2 separate regions of the Homo sapiens genome follow, and region 1 is linked to region 2. The links are chromatin loops, found by intact Hi-C in ENCODE. Cell type or tissue: MCF 10A. All regions are shown on one strand. Links, peaks and the distances in the headings refer to the core of each region. The heading gives the core; the rest is flanking DNA. Region 1 has its middle 140 kb from the start of CLINT1. Region 2 has its middle 200 kb from the start of CLINT1.

Region 1 (2,917 bases), core at 179-2,678, 60 kb before region 2:
GGCCTCTTTACTTCATGTATATGTATATGTGTGTTAAGAGACAGAGTACAAATACAGCAAAATGTTAACCATTATTGAAATTAAGTGGTGGCTATAGAGGTATTCATTGTACTATTCTTTCAATTTCTATGTATTTAAAAATTATCAAAATAAAAAATAGGAAAAGAAAAAATATTACCATTGTCTTGATGTGCAGTCGTGATCACCCTGCTTTTAAGAAATTTCCAATCATGGCTGGGCATGGTGGCTCACGCCTGTAATCTCAGCACTTCGGGAGGCCAAGGCGGGCAGATCACTTGAGGTCAGGAGTTAAAGACCAGCCTGGCCAACATGGTAAAACCCCGTCTCTACTAAAGATACAAAAATTAGCTGGGTGTGGTGGTGTGCGCCTATAATCCCAGCTATTCAGGAGGCTGAGGGAGAAGAATTGCTTGAACCCAGGAGGTAGAGGTTGCAGTGAGTCGAGATCACGCCACTGCACTCCAGCCTGGGGGACAGAGTGAGACTCCATCTTAAGAGAAAAAAAAGAAATTTCCGATCCCCGAATTTCCTATAATTCGGGGAAATTACGGAAAAACTATTTGCATTATAAAGAAATGTTCATGTTCTGGGAAAAATATCTCCTCAAGTCTTCTTCAAATAATAGCAATTAAAATGATCCAATGAAGGCATACAGTTCAGCTGTAGAGGAAATGAAATTAGCCCAAGAGAACAAATCTTTTCTTTCCCTTCTCCCTTCCTTTCTTCCTTCATCTTTCCCTAGTTTGCTAAAATTTTTTAAAAAGCTCTTGTTTTCAGATTATAAAGTCACGGTAAAAAAAAGTTCAGACAATAATGAAAGGGGTAAAGAAGACATTAAAATTATCCACGACGTTACATTCTAAAAATAATAGTGAAAACAGCACAAAACACTGTTCTAAACACATTCATACTTTACTAATACCCCAAGGAAGTAGTTTCTACTATCATTCATATTTTACAGGTGGGGAAGTTGAGGCACAAAGGGGTTGAGTAAATTTCCTAAGATGAAAGTCCAGCTCCACCTAAGATTTGTAAGAGCTTGAATTCGAACTCAGGCAATCTGACTCTAAAACCTGTGCTCTTCACCACTATCCGACCCCACCTTGCTGAGAAAAAGGCACTTCGAACCCTTTGGTAAATATTCTTTTGTACAGATGTGCACTCTTGCTCACATACACACAAGTGCACACATATACAATCACGCACGTGATCATATGCATATACCCAGACATGTGCACATACATGTCACTAACACACATATGAGCACATCCACATTTTACAAAACAATCATTTTATTTATGGCAGTTGACATGGTTAGGCTTTGTGTCCCTACCGAAATCTCATCTTGAATTGTAATCCCCATAATCTCCACCTGTCAAGGTTGGGAGCAGGTGGAGGTAATTGAATCTTGGGGGCGGTTCCCCTATGCTGTTCTCGTGATAGTGAGTGAGTTCTTAGGAGATCTGATGGTTTTATAAGCGTCTGGCGTTTCCCCTGCTTGCATTCACTCTGTCCTGCCGCCCAGTGAGGAAGGTTCCAGCTTCTCCTTTGCCCTCCGCCATGACTGTAAGTTTCCCGAGGCTTCCCCAGCAATGTGGAACTGTGAGTCAATCAAACCTTCTTCCTTTATAAATTACCCGGTCTCAGATATTTCGTCATGGCAGTGTGAGAACAGACTAATACAGTGCTTCATGACTCATGTTTTACATACAAAAGTAGGCAGGAGAGTTTAACGAACCCCTGTTTTGAGTGAAACAATGAACTTTACTGTCTACAGCACCTGAGAGGCCCAGAAAGGAGAGGACCAGCAAGGGGACTACTGACTTGGGTTCCTTTGTGGCGGCCTTGCTATCCAGGCTCAGATTGCAGGCACGGCTTCCATGATGCAACCACAGTGTGAGTGTTTAGTTTTTAGCACTCACTACAACCACATGTGCCAGTCACTCAGATTCAATAATAATTTGATGACTCATCTTGTTTCATCTCTACTTCCAGTACTTTTTCCTCTCTATAGATTTTTTGGAATTATTTACTTTGAAATAGCTTCATACTTGCAGGAGTATTACTAGTATAGAAAATACCCAGCTGGGCCGGGTGTGGTGGCTCACGCCTGTAATTCCAGCACTTTGGGAGGCCGAAACCGGAAGGCGGAGGTTGCAGTGATCTGAGGTTGTGCCACTGCACTCTAGCCTGGGCAATGAGAGCAAAACTCTGTCTCAAAAAAAAAAAAAAAAAAAAAAAAAAAAAAGAAAGAAAATACCCAGCTGGGCGTGGTGGCTCACACGTGTAATCCCAGCACTTTGGGAGGCCTAGGCGGGTGGATCACCTGAGGTCAGGAGTTCGAGACCAGCCTGGACAACATGGTGAAACCCCGTCTCCACTAAAAATACAAAAAATTAGCTGGGTGTGGTGGTGGACACCTGTAATCCCAGTTACTTGGGAGGCTGAGGCAGGAGAATCACTTGAGTCTAGGAGGTGGAGGTTGCAGTGAGCCAAGATCTCACTACTGCACTCCAGCCTGGGTGACAGAGGGAGACTCCATCTTAAAAGAAAATACCAAATGCCCTTTATCCAAATTCACTAATTTTTAACCTCTTGCCATATATGCTTTATAATTCTCTCTCTCTGATTTGCTCTATATATGTATATATATATCTGTATGTGTATATACTTGTGTGTATATGTGTATATATATATATAAAATCATTAATTTTTGGGTCATCTGACAGTAGGCTGCGTGGCTAAGGCAGCTTTACTTCATACTTCAATGTCCGTTTCCTGAGAACAAAGATATTTTCTTACATAGCCGTAGTAACTAAATGGAGGAAAGTTAATTGATAGCAATACTTAACATCTATGGTCCGTATTCCAGTTTTGTCAATTGTCCCAATAATGT
Region 2 (2,917 bases), core at 282-2,781:
CATAGGCCGGTTAAGGGAAGAGGACAGGCATGCCCTAAAGTAGTTTTTGGATCCCATAACCCTCCCCTTCAAATGCAGCTCCTGGGATTGTATACTGGGTGACGTCCTTTCCCTCTCTCTGCAGTGTGTTTCTTTATATCTTTTCCGCCTCATCATCTCCATGACTGTTACCCACGGTTAAGGCATGACCATCTCCCCTGTTTTTGGGCAAAAGTCTGCAAACTGGTCTATTTCTATTCCATTTCAATAAGCAGTTGCTTCTCCACATAATAGTTGCAGCAATGTTTTAAGAAACAAAAACAGACCATATAACTTCCCTCAGATGGATGTGCTCCCTACTTTAGTCAAGATTCTGCTCAAATGACACCCCCAGGGAAGCCTTTCCTTGCCCACTCTTTCTAGAACAGCCCCCACCTCACTCCATCACTGTTTATGTTGTTACTTTTTTTTTCTTTTAAACTGTGTGCATAGCTCACTGCAGCCTAGGCTCAAGTGATTCTCCTGCCTCAGCCTCCTGAGTATCTGGGACTGCTGGCACATGCCACCATGCTTGGCTAATTAAAAAATTTTTTTGTAGACATAGGCTTTCACTTTGTTGCCCAGGCTGGTCTTGAACTTCTGGCTTCAAATGATCCTCCTGCCTCGGCCTCCCAAAATGCAGGGATTGCAGGCATAAGTCACCACACCCGACCTTGTTACTCCTTTTTATTGCTGTTCCAGCATTTGTTATCATCTTATATTATCTGAGTTGGTTCATTGGGTTACATTTGGTTTCCCCTGCCAGAATGGAAGCTCCATAAGAGTAGGTACCTCGACCATCTTATTCATTAGAGCATTTCCAACATCTCACGAGTTCTCAAGAAAAGGTTGTTAAGTGAGTAAATAAATGGATCAATCCTCCTGGCATAGGCCATGCAGTGTTGGCATCACCTTCTGCCTGTCTGCTTCTCCAGCGGTGTGTTAGCTTTTAAAATTTCTATATCCTTGCTCTCAAGGAGACCTGTGACTAGTAGGAGACACAGACATTAAACACTTCTTGGCATTTCACTTTCCTGCCATCTGCACCCTTCCTCCTGGATCCTGTTGTCTTTTAAGGCTAACCTGGTTATTTTCCATGAACCCACAGAAGGTTGAGAAAAGCTTCCTGTGTGTGGCAGACACTGTCAGGCTCCTTTTAGATCCCTTTGGATCCATTTCACTCTCCTTCCCCTGATTGCTTTTGCTTCTGTGACCTGCTCCAGTCACTCTCTTCAAAGGACACTTTTGGGCAACTGAAGTGGCTTACCCCCAAATCTCAGATAGGTGGAAATGCCTATGGGTTTATCCACCAGGGGCTGTTCTTGGTGAACAGCTGACTTGTGCAGAGGCATAAAATCCCAGCTTCCTTACCTCAAATGTAGACAAACTCTGAGGTACCCAACTTTCACTCCTGGGTTCTCTGTGGAGTTGGGTTGAAGCTGCTCTCCATGGGAAAAGGCCAGAAATCAAGCCTTTGCTCAGCTTCTCCCCCCTTCCTTCTTCTCCCTTACCAATTTCTCCCGGGAGCATTTCCTTAACAAATCTCTTGCCCACATGCCTTCCTCTCTGAGTCAGCTTCTGAGAAATCTCAGGTAACACACTCTGCTTTTGCATCATAGAGAGGCACATACACATTGAATCTAAAGAAAGTACATAATGGGAATATCAGCCACTGTGGCAGACCAGGGTTTAATATATTTTTTGGTTGGTGGGTGGAAGGCATGAGGCCTAAGACAGGAGGACTTTGAAGGGCCATGAAAATTGAATCATGTTGGTGATGTACTATTTTGATAATATGTTAGGCTTGTTCTTAGTAAAGGAATCGCATAAAAAGAGGAAGCTAGGAATGCCCTTATTTGAGCAATAAACGTTAAAAAGAAAATAAAAGTAGCATACATTTGGTTTTAGGGGATGGCAGAGCAGGAGTCATGGGGGGAGAAAGGATGATTTTACATTTAGGATGTTCTATGTCAAGGTCCATTCTAGCAGATGTGCTAAGCTCTCCTGTCATCATTACCGACATGCCAACAAATCTTTTCATCCTGCACATGCCGGCAGCTTATTTAAGATCATCGGGCCCAAAATGACATGGTTTTTGTCTTCCACCAGATGGTTCAATTAGTCAAGATTCTGAAAAAGCCAACTGGAACATTCTTTTAGCCCCATCTATTCAAGTCAGCCAACACTTCAAAGCTGGGTGGGTGGGGATTCTGAGAGCAACAGATTTCCCAGCCCCAAGGCATCAGGGTTATTACTTTTTGATGGGCTCCTGGAGGGCTGTAGGAGGCTGCCAATGCACTTTCTCCATTGGACAATGCCAACGCCAGAAGAAAATGGGGAGAAGAGCTTCCTTTCTGTTGGACTGTTTGGAGTGAACAACCTGTTAAGGACTTGTCATGGAAGAACACCTTTCCTGTTCTCCTGCCACAACACACTCCAAGTCACATAATCATGTTGATTTTGATTGTCTAGTATCTTGGTGCTACCTGGATACCTTTGCTTGAATGATACATGGAATTAGTTCCACAGTTCTTCCCTTGAAATTAGCATATTAATGTGGCAGATTGATAATGCTAGAAGGATGGATGCTTGAACACACAGGCTGCCTTCTTCCAAGGGCTCCGACTAGCAGCCCTGTTTTAGAGTGAACCTCAGCACATTGGCACGAAGTCACAGGGTTTAAAATGTAAAAGGCATCATCTAGATCATTTTTTCTGGAGGAAAATGAGGGCTTACATTGATGACATGAACTGATTCAAGGGAAGTTTGTTGGGCCCATATGCTAGAGACTGATGAAACAGAACAATTTTTATTACAATCTCATATTTTAAGGAGGCAACTTGGTGGTGGTGAGAAAAATGAGAAGAATCTGTGCTTTCTAGTCAATAGACATGGGTTC

The links. A loop is a pair of places that touch in the nucleus more often than their neighbours do. Peaks named below come from ENCODE experiments on the same cell type or tissue, not always from the same donor. Only the 100,000 strongest peaks of a DNase experiment are listed, where the experiment ranks them.
Region 1: it touches region 2 in a loop (5-fold over the local background); 2 of 110 quality-filtered maps call a loop at or near these places.

The regions. Positions count from the first base shown.
Region 1 is chr5:157,996,462-157,999,378 of GRCh38, forward strand. No RefSeq gene overlaps it. Among named protein-coding and RNA genes, the nearest start is that of CLINT1, 140 kb to the left of the region's middle. In MCF 10A, for the core only: no CTCF peak of the experiment used is centred there; a DNase peak (open chromatin) is centred at 1,680.
Region 2 is chr5:158,056,824-158,059,740 of GRCh38, forward strand. No RefSeq gene overlaps it. Among named protein-coding and RNA genes, the nearest start is that of CLINT1, 200 kb to the left of the region's middle. In MCF 10A, for the core only: no CTCF peak of the experiment used is centred there; a DNase peak (open chromatin) is centred at 1,568.